2 separate regions of the Homo sapiens genome follow, and region 2 is linked to region 1. The links are chromatin loops, found by intact Hi-C in ENCODE. Cell type or tissue: adrenal gland. All regions are shown on one strand.

Region 1 (5,000 bases):
CGTTGGCCAGGCTGGTCTCGAACTGACCTCAGGTGATCCACCTGCCTTGGCCTCCTGAAGTGCTTGGATTACAGGCATGAGCCACCACACCCAGCCTCATTTTTGTATTTTTAGTAGAGACAGGGTTTCACCATGTTGGCCAGGCTGGTCTCGAACTCCTGACCTCAAGTGATCCACCTGCCTTGGCCTCCCAAAGTGCTGGGATTACAGGCATGAGCCACTGTGCCCGGCCATTCCTCCCCTTCCTTTGACAGCACCGGGGTTTCAGTGTCCATGTCTCTCTCAGCGTGGCCAGCAGCAGCCGGGAGAACCCGATTCATATCTGGGACGCATTCACTGGAGAGCTCCGGGCTTCCTTTCGCGCCTACAACCACCTGGTAGGGACCGCCATACTCAGCCCCAGCACTCGTACTGGCCCGGCTCTCCTTCCTTGAGGGCAGCTGAGGCTTTGCAAGACCTGTTTTCAGCCCTTTCCTTCCCCCAGGATGAGCTGACGGCAGCCCATTCGCTCTGCTTCTCCCCGGATGGCTCCCAGCTCTTCTGTGGCTTCAACCGGACTGTGCGTGTTTTTTCCACGGCCCGGCCTGGCCGAGACTGCGAGGTCCGAGCCACATTTGGTAAGCATCTGTGCCTCCAAGGGAGGAGGAGAGGGAAGGGCACTGCCACCTGCACAGGGGCCTTTTGTGAGCCGGGGGCCACCTGTGGGGGTTCACGCCGTCCTCTGTACGGCCCCGGGAGCAGGTGCAGCCCAGTCGGCAGAGGAGCAAACAGGCTCAGAGCAGGTAGGAAACCTTCCCAAGGCCAACCAGCTGGTCAAAGGACTGCTTCCTTCCTGAACTCATACCCTGTCAGCTGTGGAGCTTTTGGTCTCTGAAATCTTTCTAGAAAATTGTTGATAAAGCTGATTCCGTTTTCCTGTAGGCCTTCAACTTGCATCTCTCCAAGGAAGAACTGGGATTTGAGAGGGATGAAGTGGGGCTTGGGCATTTAGGTCCTTTGGGAGGATAGATGTGGGGAGCATCAGAGGTCTTTGTCCTGCTTGTGACAGACAGCATGGGGGGGATGTTGAGTCCAAGCATGTTGGTGCTGGGACGGGAGACAGACCTCTGCTTAGCCTGGTTAGTGCCAGGAGCCATTGCCCCCTCCCCCACTTTGTTCCTTCCCTCTCTAGCAAAAAAGCAGGGCCAGAGCGGCATCATCTCCTGCATAGCCTTCAGCCCAGCCCAGCCCCTCTATGCCTGTGGCTCCTACGGCCGCTCCCTGGGTCTGTATGCCTGGGATGATGGCTCCCCTCTCGCCTTGCTGGGAGGGCACCAAGGGGGCATCACCCACCTCTGCTTTCATCCCGATGGCAACCGCTTCTTCTCAGGAGCCCGCAAGGTAGGGGTCACACCCTGAGAGCCCAAAGCAGCTGGGCAGCGGGGCAGGAGCAGGGATGTAGTCTGCAGTGTAGGGGAATGGGTGGGGATGGGGAAAAAATCCCAAGCTGAAGGAGTGCCTGGAGACCCCGAGGGAGGCAGGGACATCCAGGGCTTTGGGGGTGACTCCAGGTCCTGTTCCTTGTCTCCAGGATGCTGAGCTCCTGTGCTGGGATCTCCGGCAGTCTGGTTACCCACTGTGGTCCCTGGGTCGAGAGGTGACCACCAATCAGCGCATCTACTTCGATCTGGACCCGTGAGTGGCTGTGACTCCTTCCTACACAGGGCCCTGATAAGCCTAGGAATGCCAGAGCCCAGCTGTAGGGTCCCAGTCCCTGGGTGTGAGGGGTTCCTGCCCCAGGGGTGAGGCCTCTGCCAGCAAATCTCTCCTCTCTCTCGCAGGACCGGGCAGTTCCTAGTGAGTGGCAGCACGAGCGGGGCTGTCTCTGTGTGGGACACGGACGGGCCTGGCAATGATGGGAAGCCGGAGCCCGTGTTGAGTTTTCTGCCCCAGAAGGACTGCACCAATGGCGTGAGGTCCTCAGTTCAATTCCAGAGATGTTGGGGCTTGGGTTGGGGAGGGAGGTGAATCCCAGAGGGAGCAAGTGTCCTCACTGAAGGCACTGATAGACCCTCCCCATCTCTCCCTCAGCCTGCACCCTAGCCTGCCTCTCCTGGCCACTGCCTCCGGTCAGCGTGTGTTTCCTGAGCCCACAGAGAGTGGGGACGAAGGAGAGGAGCTGGGCCTTCCCTTGCTCTCCACGCGCCACGTCCACCTTGAATGTCGGCTTCAGCTCTGGTGGTGTGGGGGGGCGCCAGACTCCAGCATCCCTGATGATCACCAGGGCGAGAAAGGGCAGGGAGGAACGGAGGGAGGTGTGGGTGAGCTGATATAAAAAGGTTTTTATGATACTAGAGTCTTCGTGTCTGTTTTGGGGGGGCATATGAGTGAGGTGGGGGACCAGGCAGGGGGACTGGCGGGCTCCCTGGTCCAGCAGCAGTGGGTATGGCATATTGGTCCTGAAACCAGGCGTTGAGAGGTGGGACCAGGCAGGAGCCAATGGGGCGGCTGAGCTTGGTGTGAAGTCAAGTGGGTGGGGGTGGGGCTTCATGCCATTGACTGGTTGGTTGCTAGGCAACTTGGTAAACTGAAGGGGGAAACCTGTTTGAAATCTCACTCCCAAGGTGGGGGCGGCAGGGGTCAGGGTGAGCGGGGCTGAGCAGGAGCTGGGTCAGACTGTTGGGTGTGACCGTGTGAGACTGTGCAGACAGTGACAGGGCGCCTGTCGCCCACACTCCACACTGTTTGCCATTCTCCAGCAGCATGGGGACCATTACTCAGCTCTGAGGGGAGCAGGAGCACTCTCCTCCGCTCCCCGGGGCTCCCCAGGAGGCAGACAACCCAGTTGCCAGAGTCAAGGACACACATAAAAGAGTAAAGGTGTTGAAAAATACAGTCGTCACCTTTGATATTGCTGTTCCATGCGGGGCGCGGCGAGGGTCTTATTCATTCAGCGGCTGTCGCTGGGCTTGTTTCTCCATTTGTCTGCTCTGTCTTTGGGGGTGGGGGACGAGTGTGTCATTTGAAGCAGTGACTCCTCCCTCCTCCCCCCAACACCTTCCCAAACACTGAGAATGGGGGGACTTTGAAGAAATACTGCCAGCAGGGGATGTGATTTTGGACCTCACAATCAAAGGGAAGGGACGAAAGGCCTGGGGAGGCTTGAGAGGGAGAGGAATGTCACCCCTGCCCAGAGGTGCTGAAAGCCAGGGCTCTTACACCCGAAAAGGCAACTCCTCCCTTCCCCCAGGATAATTGGAAACAGCCCTTCCTGCGCAGCGCCGGTTTGGGGTTGTAGGTACGCCCCTTCTTCTCCCAGCCCCGCTTCTCCCCCCAGCCATCTAGGAAAGACCCAAGTGTATCCCCTAAACTCTTGTTTTTCACTAACCCCCAGGTAACAACAGCACTTGGTCCATGGAGCAGTGACAAAAGAGACCCCAAGAGTGGGAGGTGCGCAGCCTGGGTTTGGTTTCTAGCTTTATCCCAGACTTCCTGTGTGACCTTGGGCAAGTCACGGGGCCTCCCTGAGCCTCAGTTTCCTCATCTCTGCAATGGGATCGTTAGCTCTGCCCCTCCCACTTCACACAGGTAGTCGTGACGATCAGCTCCGCCGCACTTTGTAAAGCGCCAAGCCTTCAAGGTTATTATTATTCTCTCCAAACCTGCCGGGAGCAGCGGTGTTGTTTTGGGATGGAGGAGGAGGCTGCGGGAGCGAAAGGGGTGGGTTCCTCGGGGTGGAGAGGGCGAGAGCCTTTCTGGATTCGAGAGAGGAAGATTCCAGCAGCTTGGGCGATCGGAGGGCAGGAGGGGAGCCGGGCAGAACTCAGCCGGAGCCAGAGGCTCGGAGAGACAAAGGGGGCGTGACAGCCCGCGCCGGGGGCTGAGGCGGGGCGGCGGGCGGGAGGTGCGCGAGGTGAGGGAGGTGTGGGGGGCGTGGGCCGCGGGATGCTGCCGCCCGCTCCGCCTCGAGCTCCAGCTCCGGTTTTTCCCTCCACCATCCTCTGCCCCTCCCCGCCTCTCCTTTAACTCCCCCCTCCTGGGCTCGGGACTGGTTTCCTCCCTTAGCCCGCTGCCCTCAATCCCAGCGAGGCTGGGGCTCCGGCTCGGCGCCCCCTTCCTCGCTCCCTGGTCCGGCGCCCCATGCCGCCCCCGCCCGGTCCCCGGCTCCCCCAGTCCCCCACTTAGGCGGGCTCACAGATCCCGGGGTGCTGGCGCGTGGGCCGGGGGCGCGTAGGGCGCCTGCAGACGGCCCCTGGAAGGGCTCTGGTGGGGCTGAGCGCTCTGCCGCGGGGGCGCGGGCACAGCAGGAAGCAGGTCCGCGTGGGCGCTGGGGGCATCAGCTACCGGGGTGGTCCGGGCTGAAGAGCCAGGCAGCCAAGGCAGCCACCCCGGGGGGTGGGCGACTTTGGGGGAGTTGGTGCCCCGCCCCCCAGGCCTTGGCGGGGTCATGGGGCCCCCCCATTCTGGGCCGGGGGGCGTGCGAGTCGGGGCCCTGCTGCTGCTGGGGGTTTTGGGGCTGGTGTCTGGGCTCAGCCTGGAGCCTGTCTACTGGAACTCGGCGAATAAGAGGTGAGTGGCCTGCGGCTGGGGAGATCCCAGACCCTAGGGCAGTGGGTAGGGAAGCTCTGGGGGCTTGGAGGCGGGCTTCTGTGGGCAGGGAGGAGGCGGGAGGGAAGGTGCTGGTGCTCTGATGTGTGATGGGTTACTAGACAGGTGATCTTGGGAGCCAGACTCCGGGTCCCACGCAGAGCTGGATGCGGGTGGTGCTATGGATGTCAGGAGTTTGGAGACCCCAAAGGGGCAAGGAGAAGAAAGTTCATGGGTAGCCGGGAGGGCAGTGAGGTGGGTATTTGGATCTGTGGGAGGCCTGCGTCGGGGGCTGGGCTTGGAGGGAGCCTGGTTACTGTCAGCTCTCAGGAGAGAGCTGCAGATTAGGTGCTGCGAGTCGCTGAGGGGAAGGCAGGGCAGGGTGCCTCCCTCCCCCAGAGGGACTGCGCATCCGAGATGGGAGGCAAGGGGGT
Region 2 (5,000 bases), 71 kb after region 1:
GTTATGGTATGCAAAGTTGAATGACAACAACTGATACTATTTGAAATAATTGACAGAATTATATTCCGTAACAATTTATAAGCAAAGCCAAAAAAACAATGATCCCTTTGTTGAATGCACAGAACAAATCCATCTTGTCCACGGCTACTGAGCATGCCTGTGATCTCCAGGGGTCACTCAGGTTTGACTCAAAGGATCCAACAGCCTGTAGACCCTGTGCTTGAAGGCATGAGGGTCACCTCTGAGTTCACACTCACTAGTGTCCCTCCTTTCTTCAGAAAGCTAGGAACTGGGAAGACAAGGGGAAAATCAATCAAGGCCTGAGGTATGGGGCTGTAGGCTGGGAGGAAACTAACATTATTGAGAAGCTACTGATGTGAATACATTTCAATTACTACTCACATTGGTTTTTTGTTTGTTTGTTTGTTTGTTTGTTTGTTTGTTTTTTAAGACGGAGTTTTGCTCTCGTTGCCCAGGCTGGAGTGCAATGGAATGATCTAAGGTCACCACAACCTCCACCTCCCGGTTCAAGCAATTCTCCTGCCTCAGCCTCCCAAGTAGCTGGGACTACAGGCGTGTGCCACCACACCCAGCTAAGTTTGTATTTTTTTAGTAGAGACGGTGTTTCACCATGTTGGTCAGGCTGGTCTCGAACTCCTGACCTCAAGTGATCCACCCACCTCGGCCTCCCAAAGTGCTGGGATTATAGGCATGAGCCACCACACCCAGCCTCACGTTGGTTTTTGAGATGGATTTTATTGCCATTTTGTACACAAAAAGGTCAAAACTCAGTGAGGTGAATTGACATGACAGTAAGTGAAAGAACTACTATCTGATTGGGGGTCTTCTGCCGCCTGCTCTGGGACTCTTTCTGCTATGACATGAAGGACATTGGCAACCCCAGTCCTTGCAGATTTCTTTCACTGTGTGCACATGCCATGTATCTAAATAAAATTATTTAGCTTGCTAGATTGTGTAAGTGGAGGGTAATCTCTACTTTTCAGAAGCTCTTGGGTTGGCCAGTGGATCCCCAAGTTCTTCCTCCAGCCCTTCTTTTCTTTTTTGCCTATGGGAAATCTAGGAAGACGGACCCCCAAGTTCTTAGGTGGGTGTGTTATACAGTGTCCCCCCCACCCACTGGGGATATGTTCCAAGACCCCCCAGTAGATGCCTGACACCTCAGATAGTAGTGAACCCAATTGCCATCAATCAGAACATGTTTCTGTTCGTGTCTCCCTCCCATAAATTCAATGCTCTTTCCATCTTAACTAAGCACTTATTACGCACTGAGGCTGTAACTTTTGCAGTTTGAGGTGTGACAGCAAAACTATCATGAATTTCTTTTTCCTTCGTCGCAGTTTCACAGATAGAAGATTCATATTCTGTTTTTCTTCTTTTTTTTTTTGAGACGGAGTCTCGCTCTGTCGCCCAGGCTGGAGTGCGGTGGCACAATCTCGGCTCACTGCAACTTCTGCCTTCTGGGTTTAAGCAATTCTCCTGCCTCAGCCTCCCGAGTAGCTTGGATTACAGGCACCCGCCACCACGCCTGGCTAATTTTTGTATTTTTAGTAGAGATGGGATTTTACCATGGTGGCCAGGCTGGTCTTGAACTCCTGACCTCAAGTGATCCACCCACCTCAGCCTCCCAAAGTATTGGGATTACAGGCATGAGCCACTGTGCCAGGCCAGAAGATTCATTCTTACTGTAGATCTCAGCAAACTCAGTTGAGAACTTTCACCTTTTCACTTAAAGGAAGGAAGCTGTTTATGGAAGCACTTTACGGCTTCTCTTTGGTGTATCTGAATTGGCAGCATCACTACTCTTGCACTTTTGCTTACATTATTAAGTGACATTAGGGTCACTTGAACACAGGCACTGCTGTGATGTCGCAACAGTCGATCTGATAACCGAGAGGGCTACTAAGTGACTCACGGGCAGGGAACCTCCGCAGCATGGAGACGCTGGACAGAGGGATAATTCACATCCTGGGGGACAGAGCAGGATGGTGAGAGATTGCATCACACTACTCAGAACAGTGTGCAATTAAAACCTAGGGATTATTTCTGGAATTTTCCATTCAGTATTTTCGGACCACAGTTGTCTGCAGGTAGTTGCAACCATGGGACGTGAAACTGTGGATAAGGGGGAATTACTGTATTAATGAAATCATATATGATGTATCAATGCATAAACGGTAACATGTACAATAGTGCATAATGAATACTGTAATGAATTAACAGAGAGAATGGGTTGAGCATGTTAGACAGTCTGGGGATACTTCTCTGCGTCCAGAAACCCTCATGGCAGTCTGTGCCCCACTGTTCAAGAGCTGGCAAAGAACACAGAGTTGGGGCATCCAGATCCGCCCAGGGCAGTGGAAATGAATCAAATGTCATTCATCGCTCTTCTTCCCAGGCCTCCTGGACACATTGATAGAAATGAATACAATCCTGGAAGATATTCAGAAATCTCTGGATATGTATTTAGAGACCAAGCGACATATTTTCCCCCGCTTCTACTTCTTGTCCAATGATGACCTGCTGGAGATTCTGGGCCAGTCCCGAAACCCAGAGGCTGTGCAGCCACACCTCAAAAAATGCTTTGACAACATCAAGTTGCTGAGAATCCAGAAGGTCAGTAGAAGTGGCCACAGTGAGATGCTGGGTGGCGAAGGGAGGGTGTTGGGGTATGAAAAGCTTTGGAGGGGACCCTGCCCTCCCAAAAGGAGGGCCATGTTAATTAATGATTCTCAATTCTCAGGGGGATAGAACTTCTTAGAATTGGTAATATTGAGAGGAGGGGAGAGGAGCAGTAATTATCCTCAAAAGGCCCCAGGACTTCTAGGCGGACACCAAGGGTGGGCAGGCCAGGCTCTGAGTAGCTTCTGCTTTCTGCAGGTTGGAGGGCCCAGCAGCAAATGGGAAGCTGTGGGGATGTTCTCGGGCGACGGCGAGTACATTGACTTCCTCCACTCAGTATTTTTAGAAGGCCCTGTGGAGGTGAGTTGTGGTGAGGGTCTGAGGACCTAGCTGATTCTTCTTCCTACAGAAAGTTCACCTGGGTCGGGCGCAGTGGCTCACACTTGTAATCCCAGCACTTTGGGAGGCTGAGGTGGGCAGATCACCTGAGGTCGGGAGTTTGAGACCAGCCTGACCAACATGGAGAAACCCCGTTTCTGCTAAAAATACAAAATTAGGTGGGCGCGGTGGCGCATGCTGGTAATCCCAGCTACTCGGGAGGCTGAGGCAGGAGAATCACTTGAACCTGGGAGGCGGAGGTTGTGGTGAGCTGAGATTGCGCCATTGTACTCCAGCCTGGGGAACAAGAGTGAAACTCCGTCTCAAAACCAAAAAAAAAAAAAGAAAAAAAAAAAAAAAGAAAGTTCAACTGGCTCCATGAGGAGAGAAGACCTCTTTAAATGGCCGTTAGTCACTCTTTCCCATCTCACCTGCCATTCCTGACAATGACCATCTCTGCTCTGAACCGAAATTTCCTTCTGAAAGTCAGATCATCTGCCTCCTAGCCTCCATTTCTCTCAGGAACGCAAGCCAGCTGTTGGCCATTCCCGCTTTTCTCTGGGTACAAAGCCCTGAAGTGCTGCTCCATAAGTGCCTTCCCTGTGGAGGACCTTGGCCGTGCCCCCTCAGGCTGAGCTGCCCTATTCTCCCACCTCCCCCCAGTCCTGGCTTGGCGATGTGGAACAGACCATGAGGGTGACCCTGCGGGACCTTCTCCGGAACTGCCACCTGGCCCTCAGGAAGTTCCTCAACAAGAGGGACAAATGGGTGAAGGAGTGGGCTGGCCAGGTGAGCTGGGGTCAACAGAAGTGAGGGAACAAGGGGCTGGGCACGGTGGCTCACGCCTGTAATCCCAGCACTTTGGGAGGCCGAGGTGGGCAGATCACTTGAGGTCAGGAGTTCAAGACCAGCCTGGCCAACATGGTGAAACCCCGTCTCTACTAAAAATACAAAAAATTATCTGGTGTGGTGGTGTGCTCCTGTAGTCCCAGTTTCTCAGGAGGCCGAGGCAGAAGAATAGCTTGAACCCAGTAGGTGAAGGTTGTAGTGAGCCGAGATTGTGCCGCTGCACTCCAGCCTGGGTGACAAAGCAAGACTCTGTCTAAAAAAAGAGAAAAAAAGAAAGAAATGAAGAAATGAGGGAACGAGAAGATGGAGTTAAAAGGAGGTGGCCAGTGGAAAGACAGAATCTTGAGTCTCACACAGTGTGGTTTCTTACCCCCCTTTCTGAGCTGTGGCTCTGGTACACTCCAAGCTGGACCCTTAGCTCCTGACCTGAGGCCCATGTCCCATCCTTCAGAGCAGATTGGGTGCAGTTGGGAGAGGCACATGGTTCTTGAATTAGCTGGGACTTGGGAGCTGGGCTGTGCGTGTAGCCAAGGACAGGGCTTTGGGACGTGGCTTCTGCACATCCCCAGGTGGTGATCACTGCCAGTCAGATCCAGTGGACGGCTGATGTCACCAAGTGCCTGCTGACAGCGAAGGAGCGGGCAGACAAGAAAATCCTCAAGGTCATGAAGAAGAACCAGGTGAGAGGCTGGGCGCACTGGCTCATGCTTGTAATCCCAGCACTTTGGGAGGCAGAGGTGGTAGGAGCCCACTCGCTTGAGCCCAGGAGTTCGAGACCAGCCTGGGCAATATGGCGAAACCCCTTCTTTACCAAAAAATACAAAAATTAGCTGGTGGCACACCCAGGAGGTTGAGGCTGCAGTGAGCTAAGATCGTACCACTGCACTCCAGCCTGGGCGACAGAACAAGACTCTGTCTCAAAAAAAAAAAAAAAGAAAGAAAAGAAAAGAAAAGAAAAAAGTAGGTGGGTGCTCTGCAAGTATGGGCTAGGCCTGGAGCTAGAATTGCAGGGAGGGAGCAGTCAGAATTAGAGGTGAGCTGGTGGAAAAGGGCCAGAGCGAGGGTGCTTTATGATGGAAGTCCAGTGGGGGCAGTCCGTGGTAGAGCAGAATTACCAGGAGTTACAGCAGGTG

The links. A loop is a pair of places that touch in the nucleus more often than their neighbours do. Peaks named below come from ENCODE experiments on the same cell type or tissue, not always from the same donor. Only the 100,000 strongest peaks of a DNase experiment are listed, where the experiment ranks them.
Region 2: a loop joins it to region 1, with 2.9 times the contacts of the local background. A loop is called at or near these places in 2 of 110 quality-filtered maps.

Annotation. Positions count from the first base shown.
Region 1 is chr17:7,701,173-7,706,172 of GRCh38, forward strand. WRAP53 (WD repeat containing antisense to TP53) reads left to right here. Exons shown (of 11, transcript NM_001143992.2): 6 at 287-377; 7 at 485-617; 8 at 1,172-1,380; 9 at 1,571-1,674; 10 at 1,821-1,955; 11 at 2,071-2,330. The coding sequence ends at 2,314. It overlaps EFNB3 (ephrin B3), which reads left to right and starts at 4,030. Exons shown (of 5, transcript NM_001406.4): 1 at 4,030-4,548. The coding sequence starts at 4,427. RefSeq lists enhancers at 1,729-2,622, 2,623-3,514, 2,644-2,723, 4,408-5,000 and a silencer at 2,419-2,713. In adrenal gland, no CTCF peak of the experiment used is centred here; DNase peaks (open chromatin) are centred at 2,675, 3,424, 4,231, 4,681 and 1 weaker place; H3K4me3 peaks cover 922 bases; H3K27me3 peaks cover 1,555 bases.
Region 2 is chr17:7,772,343-7,777,342 of GRCh38, forward strand. DNAH2 (dynein axonemal heavy chain 2) reads left to right here. Exons shown (of 86, transcript NM_020877.5): 29 at 2,417-2,634; 30 at 2,899-3,000; 31 at 3,682-3,807; 32 at 4,437-4,547. Among named protein-coding and RNA genes, the nearest start is that of DNAH2, 57 kb to the left of the region's middle. In adrenal gland, no CTCF peak of the experiment used is centred here; no DNase peak of the experiment used is centred here.